Regions from separate parts of the Homo sapiens genome. Here region 2 is linked to region 1. Evidence: read pairs that join two places in POLR2A ChIA-PET (ENCODE). Cell type or tissue: GM12878. All regions are shown on one strand.

Region 1 (4,000 bases):
AAGGAGTGTGGCAACCAGGTTTTTAAAGATGCCTCCCTCCCTACCCTGCAACTGGCAGGAAATCAGAAGTCTCTGCTCTGGGAAAACAGACCCAAAGGAAAAGACCCAGAGGCACTGACAGCGGGAGATTCTCTCCAGAAAATGTCCAAGTCCCTGCCTGATCCCACTGGGGCAAAGCTTCTACGTCAGTGAGCCCAACTGCTTACCCAGAACTTCCAGGCAGCTGTCAGTGCCTCAGTCTGACTTGTGAACCAATGGCCAAGGGTCACCTGATATGGGAGCACTGCCTCTAGCAGGAAAGCAAACTCAAACCAAACAGAAGGCAGACACCTGGTGCCAACGAAGACACGCGGGAAACAGAAGAGCATTTTAAAACAAGAGCAGCAACAGTTGAGATCCCCAGAAATATAAGAGAGGATTGTGTATCTAAGAAACAAAACAGCAGACTATTGTAAAGGACGTTCGTAGAACAAATGAGAATTGTTAGAATTATAATTTATAGCCAGAATAAAAACATCAGTAGAAGGGCTGGAAGATGTAATCGAATAAATTGTCTAGAAAATAAGAGACAAAAGATAGGAGATTATGGAATCATTTCAGGAGCTCCGAAGGTTGACTAATGATTGGAAGGACATTGGCTCCAGACTGAAGGAGTCAATCAAGTATCAGTGCAATACAGTCTCACAAACTAGGGTACATCATCATATTTACGAAGTCAAGACATCTCAAAAGCAATCCTGGGATGTGAGGAGTGACATGGAGGAAAGCAGTAAAGTGGCAAGCTCTGGGAATCTGTGCCTCCTGCTAAATGACTACGGAGCTGCCAGCCACTGTCTGAAGTCACTATTTGGGAACTGTGGAGTTGTCCAGGGGAGAGCTTGATGGTAAATTTTAGGAATTTCAGCCTATCACATGGTAGTGGCTACTTACTATTCCATGGCAGTGCCACTTGGCTAGAGCCAGGATAAGCAAGAAGGACCCTTGTCCGCCAAATATTGAGGTTGTGGGTTCTGATTGCTGATGGCTACCTGTGACCACTGAGGGGCCGGCACAAAGGACATTGTTTCAACCCTCAAGGGCTGAAGTGGCTTCCACGGGATTTAAAGAGACAGTATCCTTCTCTGGTCTGGGAGCCAAGCACTTAAGGAAATCTTTGTTGGGTCACTGGTTGACTGCAGAGATAAAAGAACAGAAACTTCAGTGACTACACACAACAAGGAATACATACTGTGCAAAAATACAAATTAAATTTGGAAAAATACATAGCTTAAAACTAAAAGCTTGGAAAAGTCACAAACAGATGGCTTCAGCCCTTAACAGGCAAGTTTCAGCAATCCTTGAGGAGTGGTAAGGTTAGATTTCCAGTCACCACAACGTAACACTCAAAATGTCCAGGTCTCAAAAAAATATTACAAAGCATACAAAGCAGCAGTTTTGCCACATTTACAGGAAATACAGACTATGACAGAAACCATTTCCAGGGACGTCTATATATTGGGATTACTAGTCAAAGGTGTGAAATCAAGATTTGTGTTAGGCATGTTCAATGAGCTTAAGGAAACCGACAGAGAACTAAAGGAAGTCAGGAAAATGTTGTGTGAACACAATGAGCACATGGTAAAGAGAAAGAAGTGGTAAAAAAAGGAACCAAAACTTGGAAGCAACCAAAATGTCCTTCAGTAGGTAAATGTATAAATAAAGTGTGGTATATTCAAACAATGGACTGTTATTCAATACTGAAAAATGAGCCATCAAGGCATTAACAGACATGCAGTAACCTCAAATGCATATTACTAAGTGAGAGAAACAAAGCTAAAAAGTCTACTGTATGATTTCAACTCCATGACATTCTGGAAAAGTCAAAAACTATGGAGACAATACAAAAATCAGTGATTCCCAGGGGTTGGAGGATGGGAGGGATGAGTAGGTGGAGCACAGAGGATTTTTAGGGCAGTGAAGCTACTCTGCAAGATACTCCGATGGTGGACACATGTCCGCATACATTTGTTCAAAGCCATGTACAACACTGAGAGTGAACCCTAATGTAAACGTCGGACTTTAAATGATAACGACGTGTCAGTGTAGGTTCACTGATTGTAACAAATGCACCATCTGGTTTAGGATGTTGCTAGTTGAGGAGGCTGTGCGGGGGGATGTGGACAGGGATGTGGGAACTCTCTGTACTTTTGCTGAATTTTTCTGTGAGCCTAAAAATGCTCTAAAAGTAGTCTTTTTTTTTTTTTTAAAGAACCATACAGAAGTTCTGGAATGAAAAAGTTCAAAAAGTGAAATACGAACCTTAATGGAAGGGAACTATCGCAAATTTAAGCAAGCAGAAGAGGCAATTGGCAAACTTAAAACAATTGAAATAATAGTCTGTGTAGCAAAAATGAAAAAAGATTGAGGAAAATTGAACAGAGCCAAATGTACTAATGTATGCTCATAGAAGTTACAGAAGGAGAAGGGACAAAATGGCAGAAAAAGTATTTGAAGGAATAATGGCCCCAAATTTCCCAAATCTGAGAAGACGTGAATATACTCATTCAGGAGTCTCAATAAATTTGATGCAGGAAAACCTCAAAGAAGCCCACACCAGGACATATTACAATAAAATCAAGGAAACCCAAGGCCAGAGAGAATTGTGAAAGCAGCAAGAGAGAAGCAACTTCTTGTGTACAAAGGATCATCAATACGGTAACAGCTGATTTCTCCTAAGAAACCATGGCAGCCAGAAGGTAGTGAAATGATATATTTAAAGTCCTCAAAGAAAACAGTAAGCTGTCAACCAGGAATTGTATATAATTTTAAATCACCTTTCAATAATGAAGGAGAAATTATGACTTTTCCAGATAAACAAAATCTGAGCAGTGCATTATCAGTAAACTTGCCCTACAAGAAATCCTAAAGTGAGTCTTTCATGCTGAAATAAAAGTACTCTAGACGGTACCTTGAAGACATAAGAAAAAGTGAAGTAAATATAAAGGTAACTAAATAAGTAACTATAAAAGCCAGAATTATTTTACATTTTGCATGGTTTGTAACTCCTATTTTTTTTCTATATGATTTAATAGGCAATGAGTTAAACAGTGATTGCAAACCTATGTTAGTGGTCATAGAGTGTACAAAGATGCAGTATGTGATAATCACAATATAAAGGGAAAGGCAGGGACATACAGGAGCAAAGCTCTTATGACCTACCGAAACTAAGTTGATATTATTCAAACTAGGACGTCATAAGTTTAAGATATTAATTGTAATCCCCAAGAAAATAACTAAAATATGTATAGAAAAAGAAAGAAAAAGGGACTCAAAGTGGCCCACTACAAAAAAAATGAACAAAATACAAAAATGAAGTAATTGAAGAAACAAAAACATGTAAGACATACATAAAACAAATATATAAATGGCTGAAGTAAATCTTTATCAGTGATCATATTAAATGTAAATGAACTAAACTCTGCTAGTAAAAAAAAAAATTGGCAGATTGGATTTAAAAACCCACAGGCTTCATGTATATTCAGTGTATAAGAGACTTACTTTAGATTAAAAAAAAATACAAAGCCAGAATTATTTTACTTTTTGCGTGGTTTGTAACTCCAATTTTTTCCTATATGATTTAATAGGCAATGAGTAAAATAGTGGTAAAATAGAAGTTGAAAGTAAAAGAATGGAAAAGGTATTTTATGCAAATAGAAAGCAAAAGAGAGCTGGGGCAGCTATACTGTTGTCAGACAAAGCAGACTTTAAATCACAAAAAAATTACAAAAGACAAAGAAGGACAATATATATTAATAAAGGGGATACAGCATAAAGATGTAACAATTATAAATGTATACACACCTAATGACAGGGTTCCAAAATATATGAAACAAAAATTGACAGAGTTGAAGGGAGTAATAGATAGTCCTACACTAATATTGGGATATTTCAGTACCTCACTTTCAATAATAAGACAGAACTACCAGACACATAAATAAGAAAATAGAGGACATCAAGAACA
Region 2 (4,000 bases), 94 kb after region 1:
ACACCTGCCTTCTGCTCCTTGTGTCACCTGGAGTGAATATCTGATTGTTTCTAGAGTCTAGACCAAGGCTTGGCAATTTTTTTTATAAAGGACTCTTCTTTTATCCTGGGGAACTCCTTCCCCAAGCCACTCTTTCCCACCTGAATGACACAGTTGGACCAGGTCGGTGGTTTTCAAGCTTTCATCAAATCCCGGAGCCTTTTACTCAAAAGAAATCTTGTATATTTTAGGTTTTGCAGGCCAACAGGCAAAATCGAGGAGGTTGTGTAGGATATAGCCACTTAAAAATGTAAAAGCCATTCTTGGTTTTGGGGTCTTAGAAAAGCAGCTGGTGGGCCAATTTGGCACAGGGGCACAGTGTGCCACCCCTCAGACCAGCCCTGTCCTCTAGAACTGTAATGGAAGCCACATAGGAAATTTTAAATTTTCCAGCGGCTACGTTAAAAAAGTAAAAAGAGGGGCCGGGTGCAGTGGCTCACGCCTGTAATTTCAGCACTTTGGGAGGCCGAGACGGGCGGATCACGAGGTCAGGAGATCAAGACCATCCTGGCTAACACAGTGAAACCCGTCTCTACTAAAAATACAATAAATTAGTCGGGGCCGGGCACAGTGGCTCACGCCTGCAATCCCAGCACTTTGGGAGGCCGAGGCGGGTGGATCACGAGGTCAGGAGATCGAGACCACGGTGAAACCCTGTCTCTACTAAAAATACAAAAAATTAATCGGGCGTGGTGGTGGGCGCCTGTAGTCCCAGCTACTCAGGAGGCTGAGGCAGGAGAATGGTGTGAACCCGGGAGGCGGAGCTTGCAGTGAGCTGAGATTGCGCCACTGCACTCCAGCCTGGGCAATAGAGTGAGACTCCGTCTCAAAAAAAAAAAAAAAAAAAAAGAGGTGAAATTAATTTTAATTATGTTTTATTTAACCAGATATATCCAAAATACTGTCATTACACCATGCAAAAAAGTTATGACGTGCGCATTTTACGTTACAGCACATTTCAGCTCAGACGAGCCACTTTCCCACTGCTTAGTAGCCTGGTGGTGTGGCCGCTGCCCGCAGTCCTGGTGGCAGCCCTGGGGTGCCACAGGTGGTGGTGAGTTTCCTCCGTCCCTCCCTTGGGCCTTGGGTTGGAAGGTTCCTGGAGTGCTGCTTCTCTGGGACTTGTTACTCCTGTTTGTGTCCCCACTCCTCCTTGGCCCTTGGTGTCTATTGCCAACTTTTGAAGTTTCTTTCTTTGACTATCACATCTTTGATGGCTTCTTTTGGTGTGTTAGAAGTTCTCTTCTGGGCTCTGATCCCCACTCCCTGCCCAGAGGCAGAGTTTAGGGGCAGAAGGGAGGAAGGTCCTTGCCAGGGCCTCAGGCCTGTCCTGTGGGGAGCCGGTGAGGGCCGTGGTGGGCAGGCTGGCGTATCCCCCTCTAAACTGGACGTGCAATGTTCCAGTATTATGTAATTGCACCCTAGCTTTTTTCCCTGGGTTCTAGCCTGTTACCTGATCTTTTCCTCTGATTTCTCTTTCCCTTGCCACACAGAAGGACTATAGTCCAAGGCCTATGTTCTCTTCCTGACACAAATGTGCAGGGTGACCCAGGAAGGTGACTTATGTCTCCCACCTGTAAAGCGGGTGCCTGCCTTCTCTTTGCAGAGTAGTGTGCTGATGGAATGGGGAGTTCCTGAGCCCCCCATGTGGTGAGGGATGTTCCAGGAAGCACGCTGGCTGCCGCCTCTGGGGGAAGTAGCCTTTCTTTGGGCAACCTCATGTTCTTTAGCAGAAATAAAGAAATTTAACTCAGAATGTTTAAATTGTTCCCAAGCTGCCACTTAGTCTTGAAAGAGGGAGAGAGTGTGGCAGCGAGGCACAGGGGAAGACATCCTACTACTGGACATGGAGGATCATTGGGTGCTAATTTGGAAGCATCTGACCTAAGAAAACGGGCTCTTCTCTTATCCTGGGAAACTCATTCCCCAAGCCACTCTTTCTCAGCTGAATGACACCGTTGGACCAGGTGGATGGTTTTCAAGCTTTCATCAAAAGCAGTGCAGCTCTGGGCAAGGCAGCCAAAGCCTGGAGCTTGGCCTCCCATCCTGGGGCGGGGTGGCGGGGGAGGGCCTTGGGTCATCTCTGGGGCCATTTGGGGCAGGTTCGAAAACTCTGCCCTAGATTTTGTGCTTTTTCCAGTTTTAGCAATTGAGGCAGTCTTACAGCTGCTCTGGAATGGAGCCCCCATGCCCTACCCAGAGCTCTCAAGGCATTGTCACTTCCGTTGGGGGCAAGAGCACCTAGGGGGTTGATTCACTGACATTTTGTCTCTGGAAGCTGGAACTGAAATCTTCCAAACCACTCACTGGTTTTCTCAGTCAGGGTCATCCTAGTTCACATGAAACCACAGCCTGGTTTTTGCCTGGAGCCTGTAACCCTTCTGGCTCCTTCCCCTTGGGCGCAGCTTGGCGGTTGCATGCTGTGCCAGAGGTGGCCCTGGTGTCAGAGCTGCTTTGCAGCGAGACTCTGAGTGGATGGGCCTGCCGGATCCTTTGAACCTCTACCTACTATATTGTGTCATAGCCCGTGATTTCACACAGACCTCAGCAGGCAAGGGTGGCCAGCAGGGCTGGTGGCAGCAAGGCCTCCCTCGGAGGAGGGGACCCTGAGTTTTCAGAGTGGTTGAGCGGCCTGCCCAAGGTCACTGAGCTGCTCAGCAATGGGGCCGTGATACAGATTTCAGCTCCATGAGGCTCCCGTGCCAGAGTCCACCCTGGCTCCAGACTCCACCCTGGCTCCAGACTCATCCTCCCTGTCCTTGGGAAGGCCACTTTGCTTTGTAAACTCCTTAGTGTTTTTGTTTGGCCCCGGGGCAGATGGGTAGTAGGGAGATTGGTATATTGCAGTGCTGCAGAATAAATCACAGCTGTTTCCTGGACTTCTAGTTCCTAGCCCTGGGAAGAGGGACCTGCTGGGGCTGTCTGCACCTGCCCTCCCTGCCTTTCCCCCACATTATGCAGGTGAGGGATTGTCTTCAATTAGCAGATGGAGCCGCCGAGACCTGGAGAGGTTCAGCAGAGGTTCAGCGACCTGCCTAGGTCACAGGAAGTCCAGCACGATTTTTTCCAAAGTCCTGTTTGGCCACCTTGTCTCTAATAAGTGTTAACCTTTGCTATCAGGAACAGGGCCTTGCCCCAACTTGGACTCCTTAGTTCTTGAGTGTGTGGTGGGGCGTGTGTGTGAACGGTGCAGGCTGTTGTGCAGGGCATCGCCCAGATCTTCACCTCTCCTCAGCCTCGGGGTGCCCCACATCCCCAACATGGGCTACTGGCCTAGGCAGCAGCCACACCTTTGGCACAGCTCTGAACAGGAAGCACAATTTTTTCCTCTGAAAGAGGAATTCAGAATCAGGAAATAGCTTTGTCCTTGATCTCTGTAGGTTCTGAGGCACTGGATTTAACAGACCCACAAGCAACCGTGGCGCACTTTCCACACAAGGTTTCTGACCTCCTCGTGGTCCTTCCCATAGATAAAGGGGCCAAGGGAAGGGGGAGCAGCTGCAGGGAGCCCCAGCTGAGCCAGAGAAAGGGGCCATGTCTCCTGGGTCTCCTGATGCCATACCCAGAGCCTCACTATCAGGACTGGGTGAGCCACTTGAGGCTCAGGAGCCTCAGGGCCGCGGGAGGGGTGGGTCAGGGCATTTGCATGGCTTCTGCTTGGGGACCTGCTCTGACCTAGAAATCTGACACAGTCCCACTTTTCATTTCAGTGCGCCCAGGCAAGGGAATTGGAATGGTGGCGAGCCCAGATTTGAGTTTCCATTCTAGCTCCATTTTCCATGCTAATGGAGCAAGTTACTTAGAGCTGAAGCATCTATGCCCCTCATCTGAAAACTGGGGGGTTATAATAATAGTACCCATGGCTTTGGGTCCTGATGAGGATGCAGGAAGATGCTTCCAAAGTCCTCAGCAACCGCAGGATCTGTGGCAAGGGCAGAGTTTGTAAATACTGGGTTATATG

Evidence for each region. ChIA-PET counts read pairs that join two places held together with the same protein. Peaks named below come from ENCODE experiments on the same cell type or tissue, not always from the same donor. Only the 100,000 strongest peaks of a DNase experiment are listed, where the experiment ranks them.
Region 2: POLR2A ChIA-PET joins it to region 1 with 5 read pairs; 2 of 35 experiments call an interaction of 5 or more read pairs at or near these places.

What each region holds. Positions count from the first base shown.
Region 1 is chr17:16,954,948-16,958,947 of GRCh38, forward strand. All of the region lies in intron 1 of TNFRSF13B (TNF receptor superfamily member 13B), which reads right to left. Among named protein-coding and RNA genes, the nearest start is that of TNFRSF13B, 15 kb to the right of the region's middle. In GM12878, no CTCF peak of the experiment used is centred here; no DNase peak of the experiment used is centred here; H3K4me3 peaks cover 1,894 bases; H3K27ac peaks cover 1,974 bases.
Region 2 is chr17:17,049,448-17,053,447 of GRCh38, forward strand. All of the region lies in intron 1 of MPRIP (myosin phosphatase Rho interacting protein), which reads left to right. Among named protein-coding and RNA genes, the nearest start is that of MPRIP, 9.0 kb to the left of the region's middle. In GM12878, no CTCF peak of the experiment used is centred here; no DNase peak of the experiment used is centred here.